Linked DNA regions of Homo sapiens: region 1 is linked to region 2. A link is a loop called in an ENCODE intact Hi-C map of the cell type or tissue named here. Cell type or tissue: IMR-90. All regions are shown on one strand.

Region 1 (4,000 bases), 81 kb after region 2:
GGCAGAACTGACCATGTCCATGCCCCCTGCTGTGACTGCCTGGCCCAGTGCTGTGGTGGGATGGCCAACTCCTTGGACTACCTCGTATATGCTTTGTGAACAGAATCCAGTCTCCTTAAAAGTAAGACATTAGTCTTTCACTTTTGGTGTTTTTTCTTGATGCTGTACATTTTCCCCACTGTTGCTTGTTTTTTCTCAAATGTTACTGAGTGTTGCTGACTGAAGGAGCAGCAGAGGCGCATGCCCACCCCCACCCCACACTGCCGATCTTCCCTGCAGGACGGTCCTTGTGGCAGGAACTCCTGGTGTGGCATGTGCCACCTTTCAGATGTGGCAGATATGAGCTGATGGAAACTCAGTTTGCCCAAGTTCATTGCTGGGCTCCCAGACATTTCTCTGAGTTAACTGAGAGGGTACTCAGTGAGTCCTTGGGAGCTTTTCAGTTAAAATTTTAGAAACTTCTAGTTTAAGAGCAGAAGACAGGTAATGTACTATATTTTAATGACAGATATTCTTCCATAGCCTATGATAGTCTTTCAAAATTTTTCAAAAGATAACGTATTTCATAGAGCTCAGAGTAGGGGAAAAAAATAAGGTCATATTTTAACGTCAACTGACCTGGGAGGAGGGAGACACTTCTCTTCTTTCTCCAAGTAGCGCGCCTGAGTTAATGCAATACTTCTGTTCATGCACTGTAGGAAGAAAAAGAAGACATCTGCAACCTGGACTTCAGACATGGTGGTAATTAAACTGGGGGAACGCTGAAATCCTGCAACGGTAGCTTTAATTCACTTTTCCAATTATAATTGCTAGAAGATATCACCAAAATACTACACCACCACCTTGGCAGCACTGTCCACAGAACTTTCTGCAATGACAAATACCTCTGTTGTGTAGTGCCCAGCAGTCGCCATGAGCCCTGTGTGCCTGCTGAGCACACGGAGATATGGCTGGTGCTACTGAGAGGTCACAGTTGCACCTTTTCTTATTTCCACTTAGTTTAAATTCAAACAGCCATAGCTAGCTAGTGACTACCATTTAGACAAAGCAGAGTTAGCACATGAGGAAGTGGTGCGAGCAAAGTCCTGCAGGCTGGACTTATGACCACCACCACCAGTAGAACTGCGTCAGAGAAAAACCACTGCACTTCAGATATTAGCAAAAACGATGTCCACATGTGGCATCTGGGCATGGTGCCACTGGGCACTGCAGAATCTGGCGTTAACAAAGTTTTACCCAGCTTTCCTATATATTAACCATCTGTCAACATTAAGAAAAAATGAAAACAATCTCTACTAAAATAAAGAAAGCACAAACACCAGAGCAAGGTAATAGGCTACAGGGGTTTCTTTCTGGAGTGATGAAAAAGTTTTGGAATGAGATAGTAATGGTTGCACAACCTGCTGAATGTATGATACTAAAAGCCACTTAACGATATACTTCAATAGGGTGAATTTTATGGTATGTGGTATGTGAGTTATATTAAAAAAAAATAGCAACAGAGCAAAGGGCAGTGTAAAGGAAAGAACAATTATTCCATGTCTCTGGCAGTAAAAGTATCTGCCTGAAGAGGGGTCACGTCGTAGGCTGCGAGGAAGAGATGGAAAAACCATACTAGGCAATGACAACAGCCTCCCGCTGACTCTAGGCTCTGGAAGTGTACTTGGAAAAGTGAACTCCTGCAAACATCTGGACTGGCTCTGTTTCTAGCCCTGGCTGGTTAAGAGACATTATAAACAATAGCTCAGTTTGTAAAAACAGTGTCCTGTTGAGCAACTCAACATAAACTTGGCAAAGCCTCTCAGATCTACAAAGCTTAAATAAGAGTTACAGCAGCATGGTTCTTTTCTTTCCTTCAAATATTGAAAAGATGAGGGGAGTGGAACAAAAGATTCGGAAGATTTTAAAAATGGAAGCTGTGATGATGCACAGAAGCGGGAAGATATATGTATTTTTTCTATCAATGAAGTTTCTAGATAGTATTCTGTTCCCTACCCCAGATTGTTCTCTTCTCACTCAACTCTCAAGAGGATTTCCTTAAGAGAGCCAGTATCAAACCAGGCCCACAGACAGGAGTTTGGGATCTGTGAGCTGTCCACAGACTTTTCGTTTCCTCTTTCATTACGTGGCTAATTCCTGTAAGCATGGTATTTTAACACCGAGTTGCTTCATTCGCACGTCCTCCTCTGCGTCTCTTTGGTACAAAGCAGTAGTAAGACTTTAGCTGTTGCTATCTAATGAAAAGAGAACAGAGGTGGATTTACTATGCAATGAATACACTGGCATCTGAAGGAGGCAACTGTCCCTCAACATGAAGCATGTGTGGACAACTGTCCTGATGCAGTTCGAGAAGAGACTCAGTGAGAACGGCGGAGCCATTACTCAGACCCAACACCAGCGCATGCAGCTCATGAGCCTGCTCTGTGAACACAGCTCTCAGCTGTCCCGCTGGGGCAAGTCCATTGAAAAAAACAAATTCACCTGCCTCATGAAGGTAATGAAATGAATGGGAATTTTACTGGCTTGTCCATTTAGTTTGTATTTAATGTATAAATGCGTTTTAGTTTTCCATTTGTATGAGAACTCTAATCACAAAGATGTCATACTTAGTTTTGTGTTTGTCTGTATTTAAGGAACGTTACAATACAAACAATGAGGCAGTAAAGCAGGCAGTGGGATGTTTTTCCCTGTCTAGAGAGTCTTCATGTCCACAGAGTTGTGCCTGAGGGGACATCAGCTGCATTTCCTCACCTCACAAGATAAGTAGCTCCAGCCTGATCATTCATAATCTGACATGTTTCCTTAGGAAGCTCAGATCCTGGGGCTTTTTATTTATTTTTTAATGTAATTGACTCTAGAAGACCACAAATTTTATGAAGTTCTCCACAAATCTGTTATTCCAGATTACGTGGCTCAAACATTTGGGACATAGGACAGCTGAAGCCAGCTAGGCAGCAGAGGCTGCCTGCACACCCGGTCTGTATACTGCACAGCCATGTGGCCTAGAAGAGCCTGCCTGAGAGGCTGTCTAGGCGGATGAGGCTCAGGACAGGGCCTGGCCTAGGAAAGGCACATGACAGGTGGTAGCTGCCATTATGACCCCAGAAACCTAGTAGCATTGCTCATAGCTACAGCCTCTGGACAAGGAAGCAGAATCATGCCCATTTTCATTCTCAAATACATACTAGGTATATGTCAGATTCTTCTCAAAGGAGCAGCAGCAGCCCACATAAAAGTCCAGATTCTTCTGAAAGCAGATGTCCAGCATCCCAGGACTTGGAAGAGGGGTGCAAGGTGGGTGGCATCCCACTGCCCGTCCTGAGTCCTTCCTGCCCAGGTTATTCCGCTGCTCTTCCTCCCCCTTTTAAAGAAACTTCTGTTGGCTCTGAACCACTGTAAACCCGCGTGCCCAGGGCAGGAAGCACTCTGGAGGGGTAGTGCTACTGGATGAAAAGGGGCAAGCAGTTTTCCCTGGTGATGTGTTTCTTAGACAATTAGTAGTAAAATAACTTTTGGAAGATAAAGAAATTTAAATAAATCTCCCCAAATTAGGTATGTTATAAAAAGCGGTCTTCCTTTCCGTTTACAAGAGCATCCTGACTTCAGGGTGACTGTGAGTGGACTGTCCCTGAGCTGTGCTGCGGGGACAGCCAGCCGTCCAGGAATGTGTGCTATGCCCACACACAATGCCTCCCCCAACTACACATAGGAAAGCCTGGCTTTGTAAAATGGTGAGCAAGTGAGTTTTCTGCAAGGCTAATTTTTCAGAGGAGAGGCCAAGTATATTTAAATGCAAAGTGGTACAAAACACAATATCTTTGGAGGGAGCCACACATTGACCCAATGGGAGGGCCTGCTGCCTGTTACCATGGCCAGAAGCTAGGAAGGACCTGGAGGATTAGGATTCCATGTCAAGAGCGGGTCACCAGCATCTTCCTTTCTACCCTCTTCTCTCTCAGGGCAAAGAGACTTTTCTTAAAAATTTAACATTAAAAAATTG
Region 2 (4,000 bases):
GGGAGGCCGAGGTGGGAGGATCACTTGAGCCTAAGGGTTCGAGACCAGCCTGGGCAACATAGTGAGAGCTTGTCTCTACAAACAATAATTTAAAATTAGCCAGGAATGGTGGTGAGCGTCTGTAGTCCCAGCTACTCGGGAGGCTGAGATGGGAGGATCACCTGGGCCCAAGGAGTACGAGGCTGCAGTGAGCTATGATTGCACAACTGCACTCCAGCCTGGGCTGCAGAGTGAGATCCTGTCTCCAAAACAAAACAAAAAAAAGTTTTTAGAGCTCTTTTTTGTATGTTCTGAGTGAAAACTCAAAGAGACAGATATATTTTCTTCCAGTTTCTGGCTAGTTTTCATTTTTTTAATGATGTCTTTTCATAAGTTGCGGTTTTTCATTCTGCTGAAGTCCAGTTTATCCATTCTTTCATTTGTAGGTAGTGCTTTTTGAGTTTCAATAAATACCAAATCAGACCCCTCCCCCGCTACAAAAAAAAAAAAAAAAACGATATGGAGTATCTGGGCATACCAAACTTCACTGCGTGGACGTGGAAAGTAGGTGACTACAGTCCAAGGCCTTGGGCCCACCGCGCTTTTGTGAGGAATACATGCAGACCAGTGTGGTAGAGTTTTTCACTTGCTTATTACTTTTTCAGTTAGGAAATCCTCAGCTGAATTGTACCCTTCTGCTCCACTAGCAGGGAGCTCTACAAATATCCCACTGCAAACAAGATAAATCGCCAGACGTGTCAAACACAATGGCTTCATTTCCTCACTCCACACTCCTTGCCAGTCTGCCACCCTGAATCCACACAAGCAGCTGGGTGTGGTCATCCATGTACTGAACCAACATACATTTTTGTTCTTCTCTCACGCAGTCTCTCTGCAGCATTTTACCCTAGACCATTCCCTCTTCAAAACATGTTTTCCCTCGGCTTGTATGATATCAAGAGCTCCTGGTTTTGCTTCTACTTATTTAGCCATTTCTCCTTGTTCTTCTTTGCACCTTAACCTCTTCCACTTGGTGATTATGCTGGTCTTGGTCCTCTGCCATCCTCTCATCTTGCTCCACACTCTCCCGGTGGGAAATCTCTTCCAAGCTCATGGCTTCCAATGTCACCTATGTGCCCAGCACCTCCTAAATCTGTAACTCCAGCCTGGCATGCTCCCCTGACCTCCAAACTTACATTTGCAGCTGCCTGCCTGGCGTTTCCACATGACTGTCCCAATGGCACCTCAAACTCAAGTTATTTAAATCATGGACTCAAGCTCTACATCGCCCTACCCCAAACCCTGCCCCAAACCTCATCTTTTTCCCACGTTCCCTCCTGCACTTGATGGCACCATCATCCGTGTAGTTCCACAAGATCAGAAGCCCAACCCCCTCCTTGCCCTCTCTCCTATGTGCACTTAGCATCACGGCCTTTGGTCTCCACCCAATGCCCTCTGCCTCCCGTCCTCTCTCTCTATCACCATCACCCTAGCCGGAGATGCTTGTCTCGTTTGCCTGGAGAAGAGCCTCCTAACTAGTCTTTCCATCTCTAGCTTCCACCTGCTCCAGTCTCCTCTCCACCCATATATGGGAAGATCTCTTCAAACTAAAGCTAACGATGCTTCTGCCAAATGCCTTGCTCCTGTTCCTAAGTGAAAGCCTGAAATCTTTCATAGCCCTGGGGATCTGACACCTCCTTACCTGTTCAGGCCCATTCTGTGCTATGTTCTTGCTCTCTACTTTCCAGCTATTCTGATCTTTCATTTTCTCAAAAACATAGAAAGCATGAACTCCCTTTCACCAGGGGGCGCTTTAGCAAGCAGTTCTTTCTGCCTACAGCATGCTCTCGCTCACTCCCTTCACTCAAACGACTTTGTCTCATCCCTGTGGATGCCACTTCCTTGGAAATGCCTTCTCTGTTGTCCTCACCCCACAGTGGGGCAGGGCTCCACGGAAACCCACCTGAGCACAGACCACTGTGCTCTGCATGCTCACTGAACTGAAGTCTGTGTTCCCTGCCGACCTGAAACTCCACAAGGAAGAGACTGGCATGTCCCCAGCAATGCCTGTAATGTGCCAGCAGTGTATTTGTGGATAAAAGGAAGAGAGGAAGGCAGAAAAATGCTGACATGTTGAGCTCTGATTTAGGGCAAATAGAATAAATTCTTTTATTTCCCAGTCTGCTGTCTTTCCCTCTAATGTACAGCAGATTCTTTCTTAATGATGCTGGCGGTCTCTCCATTTCCCACTTACATGACTGAAGTGTAGACTCATCCTGAAATTATTCATTATCCAGAAACATGGGGCTTTTGTAAAGTAAATTTTACCTCAAACCATATATTTGTGTGTACAGCTGTTTAAGCTATTCAGGCTTTCTTGTTTCCAAAAATTCAGATTCAGGAATAATAAAACAAGGATTCTTGTTTTCACCAATAGCTACAAACTTTAGAAGTTCACAAGGCTTGAGTGCAGTAGTCATTATAATAAAGAAATTTTGGCCGGGCGCAGTGGCTCATGCCTGTGATCCCAGCACTTTGGGAGGCCAAGGCGGGCAGATCACCTAAGGTCAGGAGTTCAAAACCAGCTTGCCCAACATAGCAAAACCCCGCCTGTACTAAAAATACAAAAATTAGCTGGACATGCTGGTGCACACCTATGAACCCAGCTACTGGGAGGCTGAGGCAGGAGAATTGCTTGAACCCGGGAGGCGGAGGTTGCAGTGAGCTGAGATGGTGCCACTGGAGTCCAGCCTGGGTGACAGAGCAAGACTCCGTCTCAAAAAAGAAAAAAAAAAAAAAGAAACTTTATCTTAAATTTCCAATCTTTTTTTTTTTTAGATGGAGTATTCACTCTTTGTTGCCCAAGCTGGAGTGCAGTGGCACCATCTTGGCTCACTGCAACCTCTGCCTCCCGGGTTCAAGCAATTTTCCTGCCTCAGCCTCCTGAGTACCTGGGATTACAGGTGCCCGCCACCACACCCGACTAGTTTTTATATTTTTAGTAGAGACGGGGTTTCACCATGTTGGCCAGGCTGGTCTCGAACTCCTGACCTCAGGTGATCCACCTGTCTCGGCCTCCCAAAGTGCTGGGATTACAGGCATGAGCCACTGCGCTCGGCTGACTTAATCTCCTTAATTGTGTTGAGAATTCTCTTGAAATCAAGTATGTGGTATCTTTGCCAACACCAATTCTCTGATTCACCCAAAATCAGCTGGGTGCCCAGCAGTTTCATTTTATTATGACACTAGCTATCCAGATTTAGGAGCAGACTCGACAAGTTTAAAGGCTCAGTTCCACAAGACTGACCCCCACGTCAGATGCCAACCCCAAGTACTGAGTTCCCAGGTTACCTACACCTCTGTCTGACTTGCTACAAATTCGTGGGTTCCCACAACCTCATCCTCAGTGGGATAATTTGCTAGAACAGCTCACAGAACTCAGGAGCACACCTTACTTACTATTGCCCGTGTATTATAGGGACACGGTCAGGAAGAGCCATATGGAAGAGATGCACAGGCTGAGGTTTGGTGTTAGGAGGCATGGAGCTGCCGTGCATCTCCAGGCACACCACCCTCCCTGTATCCCAGTGCACTCACCAATCCAGAGCTCCCCCAGCCCCATAGGTGAGGGGTGTTTATGAAGATTCCATTACATAGGCACGATTGATTATATCATTGGCCATGGTGATTTGACTCAGTCTGCAGCTTCTCTCCCTTCCCCAGATGTTGGGGAGGTGTGCTGAAAGTTCCAACCCTCTGATAAAGATTTGCTGTTTCTGGTGACCAGCCCCTAATACGAAGTTATTTAAGGCCCCGAGCCCAAAACCATCTTATTAAGATAAACCCAGGTATGGTCTAAATGAGTTCTTATCAACGACAAAAGACACGATCATTCAGGAAACTCCAAGAGTTTTGGGGCTATGTGCTATGAACTGAGAACCAAGACCAAATATATACTTCCCATATACCCCATATGTGGTCAGGTTTTTCCTGATGGAACAGCTAAAAATAATAGATGTAT

Evidence for each region. A loop is a pair of places that touch in the nucleus more often than their neighbours do. Peaks named below come from ENCODE experiments on the same cell type or tissue, not always from the same donor. Only the 100,000 strongest peaks of a DNase experiment are listed, where the experiment ranks them.
Region 1: it touches region 2 in a loop (6-fold over the local background); 7 of 110 quality-filtered maps call a loop at or near these places.

Annotation. Positions count from the first base shown.
Region 1 is chr9:92,034,192-92,038,191 of GRCh38, forward strand. It overlaps SPTLC1 (serine palmitoyltransferase long chain base subunit 1), which reads right to left. Exons shown (of 15, transcript NM_006415.4): 14 at 619-692. Among named protein-coding and RNA genes, the nearest start is that of SPTLC1, 79 kb to the right of the region's middle. In IMR-90, no CTCF peak of the experiment used is centred here; DNase peaks (open chromatin) are centred at 1,130 and 1,720; H3K27ac peaks cover 3,469 bases.
Region 2 is chr9:91,953,147-91,957,146 of GRCh38, forward strand. No RefSeq gene overlaps it. Among named protein-coding and RNA genes, the nearest start is that of ROR2, 4.9 kb to the left of the region's middle. RefSeq lists an enhancer at 1,661-1,955. In IMR-90, a CTCF peak has its summit at 1,790 (motif pointing right); DNase peaks (open chromatin) are centred at 1,815 and 2,245; H3K4me3 peaks cover 309 bases; H3K27ac peaks cover 1,237 bases.